3 separate regions of the Homo sapiens genome follow, and regions 1 and 2 are each linked to region 3. A link is a contact called in ENCODE Hi-C or POLR2A ChIA-PET data. All regions are on one chromosome and are shown on one strand. The core of a region is the stretch at or near the end of the contact, and the rest is flanking DNA. Distances in the headings are between cores, read along the strand shown.

What was found. Hi-C counts contacts between places; a loop is a spot of excess contacts on that map. ChIA-PET counts read pairs that join two places held with the same protein, here RNA polymerase II (POLR2A). Pooled maps may share reads with other maps.
Region 1: a map with no recorded cell type shows a loop between it and region 3 (6-fold over the local background). The contact joins two enhancer-like sites. A Hi-C loop is called at or near these places in 2 of 37 single-sample maps with no recorded cell type and 1 of 50 pooled maps. POLR2A ChIA-PET finds 5 or more read pairs at or near these places in 1 of 52 experiments (Panc1).
Region 2: a loop to region 3 is called in a pooled map, with 15 times the contacts of the local background. The contact joins two enhancer-like sites. A Hi-C loop is called at or near these places in 3 of 37 single-sample maps with no recorded cell type and 6 of 50 pooled maps.

The regions. Positions count from the first base shown.
Region 1 is chr10:23,410,994-23,413,693 of GRCh38, forward strand. No RefSeq gene overlaps it. Among named protein-coding and RNA genes, the nearest start is that of OTUD1, 27 kb to the right of the region's middle. RefSeq lists silencers at 1,253-1,453, 1,453-1,653. Within about 2 kb of position 1,363, at least 2 of the 41 ENCODE cell types and tissues checked have a DNase peak (open chromatin) inside an H3K27ac peak, as active enhancers do.
Region 2 is chr10:24,900,782-24,903,481 of GRCh38, forward strand. The region is part of intron 3 of PRTFDC1 (phosphoribosyl transferase domain containing 1); the gene reads right to left. Among named protein-coding and RNA genes, the nearest start is that of PRTFDC1, 50 kb to the right of the region's middle. Within about 2 kb of position 1,315, at least 19 of the 41 ENCODE cell types and tissues checked have a DNase peak (open chromatin) inside an H3K27ac peak, as active enhancers do.
Region 3 is chr10:24,381,886-24,384,585 of GRCh38, forward strand. The region is part of intron 3 of KIAA1217; the gene reads left to right. Among named protein-coding and RNA genes, the nearest start is that of MIR603, 110 kb to the left of the region's middle. RefSeq lists enhancers at 1,163-2,362, 1,460-1,539, 1,690-1,849. Within about 2 kb of position 1,331, at least 21 of the 41 ENCODE cell types and tissues checked have a DNase peak (open chromatin) inside an H3K27ac peak, as active enhancers do.

The DNA of each region.
Region 1 (2,700 bases), core at 113-2,612, 970 kb before region 3:
GTCCTCTGGAATAGGACTGTCTTAGATTCAAGTCTCTACCCTGCCACTTACTATGTATTCTATGCTTCAGTTTCTTCACCTGTAAAGTGGTGGAAATAATAGTATCTATGCCATAAAGTGATTGTGAAGTTCAACTAAGTGAATACATGTAAAAATCTTAGAACAGTGGCTGGGACATACTAAGGGCTCAATAAATATTAGTCACTATCATGTGGTTTTTGTCCAAAAGTTGTATTAAAAATAATATTTCCAGCCTGGCATGGTGGCTCATGTCTGTAATCCCAGCGCTTTGGAAGGCTGAGGTGAGTGGATCACCTGAGATCAGGAGTTCGAGACCAGCCTGGCCAACATGGTGAAACCCTGTCTCTACTAAAAATACAAAAAAAATTAGCCAGGCCTAATGGTACACTCCTGTAATCCCAACTACACGGGAGGCTGAAACAGAAGCATAGCTTGAACTCGGAAGGTGGAGGTTGCAGTGAACCGAGATTGCACCATTGCACTCCAGCCTGGGCTACAGAGCAAGACTCCATCTCAAATAACAACAACAACAACAACAACAACAACAATAATAATAATAATAATAATATTTCTGGGCTGGGCACGGTGGCTCACACCTGTAATCCCAGCACTTTGGGAGGCAGAGGCGGGTGGATCACTTGAGGCCAGGAGTTCGAGACCTACCTGGCCAACGTGGTGAGACCCTGTCTCTACTAAAAATATAAAAATTAGCCAGGTGTGGTGGCAACATGCCTGTAATCTTAGCCACTCAGGAGGCTGAGGCAGGAAAATCGCTGGAACCCGGAAGGCAGAGGTTGCAGTGTGCCAAGATCATGCCACTGAACTCCAGCCTGGGCAACAGAGCGAGACGTTGTCTCAAAAAAATAAATAAATAAAATAAAATAAAAAATAAATAAATAAAAATTTCCAGAGCTAACATTAATCAGATAATTTCTCAAGCAGTGGATTGAGAAAAAGTTGACTCCCTTCTCTGCCTGCCATTTTTTTTAAGCTTGTTTGTTTTTAAATAAAGGTCATTTGATCTTGCTTTTATTATTGAGTAAATAGAGATCCACTAGAGTGCCTTTCTCCCTAGCGGGTTTTTCAGTAATATGAAAACTGCTGTGTGGCTAAAACCTTGCTTCTTGGGACGAGTATTTTTTTAAGTATCAAATAATGACCGATAGAATTTAGTGATATACTAAGAATATTCTGCCTTTGTCTTTGCTATCATACTCAGAAAGAATCCATTAGACTAATCAATATAATGTTATGGTTGCCAAGTTGCAAAGTACCATATCCCTAAGGTTGATGCGAAGCGACCACAGTTTTAGCAATGCTTCTTGACTCATCTTTTATCTCTGAGTCATTTGTCACCACCCAAACTCTTGCCAAAGTTAATCCCCTTCTGAGAAAATGCCCAAGTAAATGATACAGTGTGGTATTTTTGAGTCTCTGATCTCACTTCAAGAGCCAGAGATGGAGAAAAATCTCTGTCTGGAAAAAACAAAAAGGAAAAGGAAAATCACAGTCAAAAGGAAGCCCTGCAGAAAAAGAGAAGTTGCTATTTTCCATCAACTATTTTGAGATCATTTGTTTCCCTATCCCTGTGTTCTTTTGTTTTCTAAGCTTAGCTCTGGAGGAGCATGAGTGCCTAGAATGGGAAGGAGAGATCACATTCAGATTTAAAAGAAAAATAGAGGCCGGGCACGGTGGCTCACACCTGTAATCCCAGCACTTTGGGAGGACGAGGTGGGTGGATCAGCTGAGGTCGGGAGTTCGAGAACAGCCTGACCAACATGGAGAAACCCCGTCTCTATTAAAATTACAACATTAGCAGAGTGTGGTGGTGCTGAGGCAGCAGAATTGCTTGAACTCGGGAGGCGGAGGTTGTAGTGAACCGAGATCACCCCATTGCACTCCAGCCTGGGCAACAAGAGTGAAACTCCATCTCAAAAAAAAAAAAAAAAAAGAAACAAACAAAACAAAAAGAAAAGAAAAGAAAGAAATAAATGTTTGAGATGATGGATATGTTAATTACCCGGATCAGATCACTGTACATTGTTTGTATTGCAATATTACTATGTACCCTATAAATATGTACAATTATTACATGTCAATTTCAAAAGTTAGAGAAACAGGAAAAAAAGCAATAGAGCCAGTTAAAGGAAAGTGCCACATTTTGAGGAAGGAGGTAGGAGAATGAAAAAGTTTTGGAGACAAGAGTGTGTTGTGTCATGGAGAAAGAAATGACAGAGAAGAGACCAAGAGGAAAGAGGAAAAGGATGAGAGGGTGATGGAGCCTGAGAGAGTAGAGACTTGTTCTAGTCAGTACTTCAACTGAGCATAATATGCCTCTTCATTCTTTTTTAACAGCTTTATTAAGATATCACTCACAGGGCCGGGCGTGGTGGCTCACACCTGTAATCTCAGCACTTTGGGAGGCTGAGGGGGGCAGATCACCTGAGGTCAGGAGTTCAAGACCACCCTGGCCAACATGGATGAAACCCCGTCTCTACTAAAAATACAAAAAATTAGCTGGTCATGGTGGCAGGTGCCTGTAATCCCAGCTGCTCAGGAGGCTGAGGCAGGAGAATCGCTTGAACCTGGGAGGCAGAGGTTGCAGTGAGCTGAGATCGCGCCACTGCACTCCATCCTGGGTGACAAGAGCGAAACTCCATCTCAAAAAAAAAAAAAAGA
Region 2 (2,700 bases), core at 65-2,564, 520 kb after region 3:
AAAAAATAAATAACCTGGGTAAGTACTGTTTACAAAGACTTGGGCCGAACATTTTATATAAATAAAAATCTATGCATAAAGCTTGTACCTAAAAAGGAAGAGCTCTGTTTCCCAGGCATGACCCTACGAAAGGAGACTATTTTGTGGTAACTTGTCGCTAACAGGTGTTTGCAATTAGATTTTGAAATTTGTGGGTCTGAATATGGAACCTGAAACTGTCAAAGTACAAAGCAAGTACAACTCAGAATCATATTATAGCATCGGAAATGTGTCTAGTTTTCTCGAATTTTTCAGAATCATATGCTTCAGACATCATTACAAATCTAACAGAAAATTGTGTCTTGGTTCCTATATGTATGTGTATCACAAGCCACAATTATAATTCCTCTGTTTCTCACATGGCCAGATCATGCTCTTGTTTCTTGTTTTTTGAATGGCAGAGCAGGGTAACATCAAGTCAATAAGAAAAAAGGAACTTGCAACTATGTAAGAAAGAAACTAAGTGGGTGTTTCTTTGTTGGCAGAATGTCAGCAATTAAGGGTGAAGGAACCCAGCAGGCCTGAGAGAGTGTAATAAAAATAGAAATTATAGATGGAAAGTCTCATTTAAAGAGAAATGACCACCACCACCTCACTTACTAACATACCCTAAAATGTTTTTTATTTTAAAGGCTGAAACAGGAATGTAATCCCAGCACTTTGGGAGGCCAAAGCGAGAGAATTGCTTGAGTCCAGCAGTGTGAAACCAGCCTGGGCAACATAGCAAGACTCTGTCTCTACAGAAAGTTAAAAAAAAAATTGGCCAGGCATAGTGGTACATGTCTGTAGTCCCAGCTACTCAGGAGGCTGAGGCGAAAGGATCGCTTGAGCCTGGTAGGAGGAGGCTGCAGTGAGCTGTGATTTCGCCACTGCACTCCATCCTGGGTGACAAAGAAAGACCCAGTCTCAAATAAGTAAGTAAATAGATAAATAGAGGCTGAAACAAAGCGACTTCATTTCTAATCTTTCACATGATTTTATACTAGTCATGCAGAGAATCTCTTACTGTTGTGTTGGCTCACTCTGCATTTGCAGTGAATTTCTCTTCCAGAACATGCATGAACAGCCAACTCCCCAACCACAGATGGTCTAAATGCACGGTGACTGCCACAGGTATCCACCCACAAGGGCCAAAGCCCCTTGCTGCAATTCCTGCACCCTTTATCTAAGGCGTGGTTGGTTGTTAGGAGGTGGTGGAGAACAGAGTGAAGGGGTGTGTCCTGGTGACGATCCCTGCACAGCTGCAGTGGTTACTGGCAGTGAAAACTGCTGCAGCAAAGGGAGGGAAAGAAGGAAACTGATGGCTCATAGCAATCAATGGATTACTCATCAAAGCTGCCTCATTGCTGGATGGAGGAGGGAGGTGATTATCCAGGATTTTTTTTTTTTCTCCTTAATCTTCCAACTGCTCTTTTGCAAAGCAGCAATCCACATTCTAGTTAGGCATTAATCTCTGCCTGGTTAGTTTGGCCAACTCATAGAGCTGTGGACGGATGCCAATGACTCACTATTACAGGGCCCCACTTTATTTTTATCTGCTCCAGGGCCACAGACTGTAACCTTCAGTACAGTTGATCATCTTGAAAAGGTGCATGTCATTGGAACCTTGAGCAGGAATGAATTCTAGGAAATGTGTAGTTCAGGCCTTTTGCAAAGGAAAGACCCAGTCAACTTCTGTCCAAGATCTGGTGGTTTGGTGGAGTACATCAGAACCAAGACTAGAATCTCCTCCTCATAAATTCCATTGCAGTGCAAACTGTCTTAGGAAAGGCGATTTTTCTAGGTGCTCCAGAGAAAGTTGACTTTTATATTTTTCTTCAAACTTAGAGCAAAGAGAATGACAAATTCAGAGAACTGTCTTTTCTCATCACCCAGTGACAAGGTAACAAGAAGGAAAGTAAAATGGACTCTAACAAGATTACAGTTAGATTTCCTTCTTCCTCATTGCCTTGATACTCTGACATAATTATTGGTTTGGATATTTATTCATTTATTCTTTTGTCAAATATCTGCTGATTTTAAGAAGGTCGTGAAAGACTGAGTTAGATTATTTGGCTCAAGTTTTCTCCTGTGAATTTAATAAGAAAATATAGGGGCCAGATGCAGTGGCTCATGCCTGTAATCCCAGCACTTTGGGAGGCCAAGGCGGGTGGATCACCTGAGGTCACGAGTTCGAGACTAGCCTGGCCAACATAGTGAAACCCCATCTCTACTAAAGATACAAAAAATTAGCTGGGTGTGGTGGCAGGCACCTGTAATCCCAGCTATTCAGGAGGCTGAGACAGGAGAATCACTTGAACCTGGGAGGCAGAGGTTGCAGTGAGCTGAGATCGTGCCTGAGATCGTGAGCGCTCCAGCCTGGGTGACAGGAGTGAAACTGCATCTCAAGAAAAAAAGTAAGAAAAAAGAAAATATAGGGATTGTTGTGAGAAAACATGTTTGCACCTTTTACTAAGGTGCATTTACTAAGTAAATTATTTATTAGGCATCCCCTATAAAGTGAAGACTAATAAAGCCAACGATTGGTAATGTTCTATTTGTTAACTGGTAATGATTATACACAAGGTTGTTCGCTTGGTGGAAAATTCATTAAGCTGAACATTCATGATGTGGACACTTTTCTGAATGTATATTGCACTTCAATTCAAAGTTTTTAAAAGG
Region 3 (2,700 bases), core at 81-2,580:
GTTCATAAGAACCATAAACACGAGGCTGTTCCCACTACCACGTGAAAGGATAGAGGGGCTTGGTGTGTGTAGGGCACAGCTTTTCTGAAAGGCAGAAGGATTCTTTTTATGATTTTACCACGTATCATTTCCTTTTTTTTTTTTTTGTATTGGAAGTTTACTTTCTATCTTGCTTTGCTTTTTTAATTGCTTTTTTTGGCGCTTTAACAAAATGGACAAGTCGTGAGGATTTAGACCTCTCTGTCAAGGGGGCAGATGTTTCTTATGCTTCATTGCCATGTTAAGGTTCTGATTTGGGTACTTGTGTTTGCAAACAGATGGGCTTGGGGATAAGAGGGGACAGGAAAAGAGTCAACATGCAAAAGCCTTCAGAGTCTAGCACGTGCAAAAGACAGCTGAACTCTGCCATGTAAAACTGAGCAAATGCCTTGCTGGGAGAAGAAAGAAAAAGATTGATGTGAGAGAAGGTACCCTGATTTTAGTTCCTTTGCTGCAGATAATGACCCAAGCAGACTGAATTCAGACATTGTCCTAGCTGTCCTAAAAAAAAACCCTACAACTTTGTTATTATTTGTATTATCAATATTAATATTTAACATTAAATTTTGTGTCAAATTAAATTTTGATCAAATTAAGATCAAATTAAAATTTGATCTTAGGTTAGTAATCTAGGATCCTCATTGTATAAATGAGAGAAGACCACAGAAAATGTGCTTTTTGTTTATGTGTGTGTTTGCTTGTTTGAGCTCACACACTTAATTAAGTGGCAGCAGTGGGAAGTCCAGGGCTCCAGTTCCCATTAACATGATCTTACAAATGAAGGGACAAGGACACACAGGGGAGGGACACACCCAAGGAGCATCATGGGCCAAGACAGTGTCAAGATGACACAGGCTTCCACACCGTCACCAGGCTGGGGCTTTCTGTGTGGATTCAAGAAATTTGTGGTTTTTCTTTTCTTTTTTTTTTTTTTTTTTCTTGAGACAGAGTTTTGCTCTGTCACCCAGGCTGGAGTGCAATGGCATGATCATGATTCACTACAGCCTCGACTTCCCACGTTCAAGGGATCCTCCCATCTCAGCCTTCAGAGTAGATGGGACTACAGGCACGCACCCAGGCGCCTGGCTAATTTTTTATTTTTTGTAGAGATGGGGTCTCACTATGTTGCCCAGGCTGGTCTGGAATTCCTGGACTCAAGTAATCCTCCCACCTTAACCTCACAAAATGCTGGGATTATAGGCATGAGCCAGCATGTCTGGCCTGAAACTTGTGCTTTCTTAACTCCACTCACACTTAGGAGCCAGGCAAGGAATGGGATTTCTCCTTTGTGCTTGGAGGAAATGAGCTCAGGTCTCTGTAAAGATAACCTCAGCTCTGCAAACCAAAACGAAGATAAGAATAAATGCCTGTCCGCCTTCCCCCATACCTGGGGGAACTTTGACTCTGTCGGATAATGGATCTTTTGTCTTAAAGGAAGGAATTTCCTCTGCAGCCAAGAACGGTTGGCAGTGCAGGTTGAGACTTGCTGGGTTCAGGAACCAAGCCTTGGGGCAGAGAGGCTGCAGGAGCTGGGGCCGGCTTGCCCAAGGAATGGCTGAGGGTGGCGGGTGTTTTCGCACGGGGTGGCCACGCTTCTGCAAATTGCTCCATTTTACTCAGCATCCTTTGCTGTAGAGTGCCGGTGTGCTGTCACAGCAGGCTGAAAAATGCATCTGACCTGTTTATTCTGCCCTCCCTGTGAGGGGCTTTTTGGCCTGCCATTTTTCACTACTCCTGGATAGAAACAAAGGAACACAGTAAGAGGAGAGGAGAGAAATGAGAAGTTTCTTGCCAAAGCCAAGGGAAGCTCTGGTTCCAGAAAATGAGGCTGGCACTGGGCCAGCTGGGTTGATGTTGCCCTTGACCGCCTCTTTGTGGCCGATTGGGGAATGTCCCCCCAGCCGCACCTGGCCCTTATGGCGTAATCCAGTTGAGCCTGGACGGGAAATAAAAAGGAAAATGTGACTCACAGCAAGTGCAAATGCAGTCTCCCTCCCAGGGGCCTTGCTCAGCTTAGTCTTTGGGAAACTCCCCGCCTGCCTGGCCTTATTTAACACACAGACGCACGGGTTCCTGGGATAAACAGTGCTCCCCAGAGAGCCCCGGCCATGAGCAGGGTGTCTACCAGCACCTGGGTGGCCCAGAAGCACAGCTGCAACTCCATGGGGCCTCAGATATGCCGACTGGATACTTTGAGCTGTAACCCCCCTGGAAACCCGCTGTTGATGCCATCTGGAAGCCCTGGGTGTCTTTTGGCATCTGTATGTTGTCACTTTATCTCAATCCATAGAGTTTTAAGTTCTCTCATGAAGCCCTGTTGATCTTGCCTTTATTTAAAATTTTGATGGTTTATCATGAATTTTTTTTATCATTTTATTTTTTAGGAGCAATTTTTTAGGTTTGTAACAAGATCGAGCAGAAAGTACAGACAGTTCCCATACACCCTTGGCCTCCACGCATGAACAGCCTCCCCCATGATCAGCATACCCTACTAGAGTGGTACGTTTGTTACGATCAATGAAATGAGACCGACACATTGATATCACCCAGAGTCCATAGTTTACACTGGGGTTCACTCTTGCTGTTGTACATTCCATGGATTTGGACAAAGAGGCTGTCAAGGGCAACATCAACCCAGCTGGCTCAGTGTCGCCCAGGCTG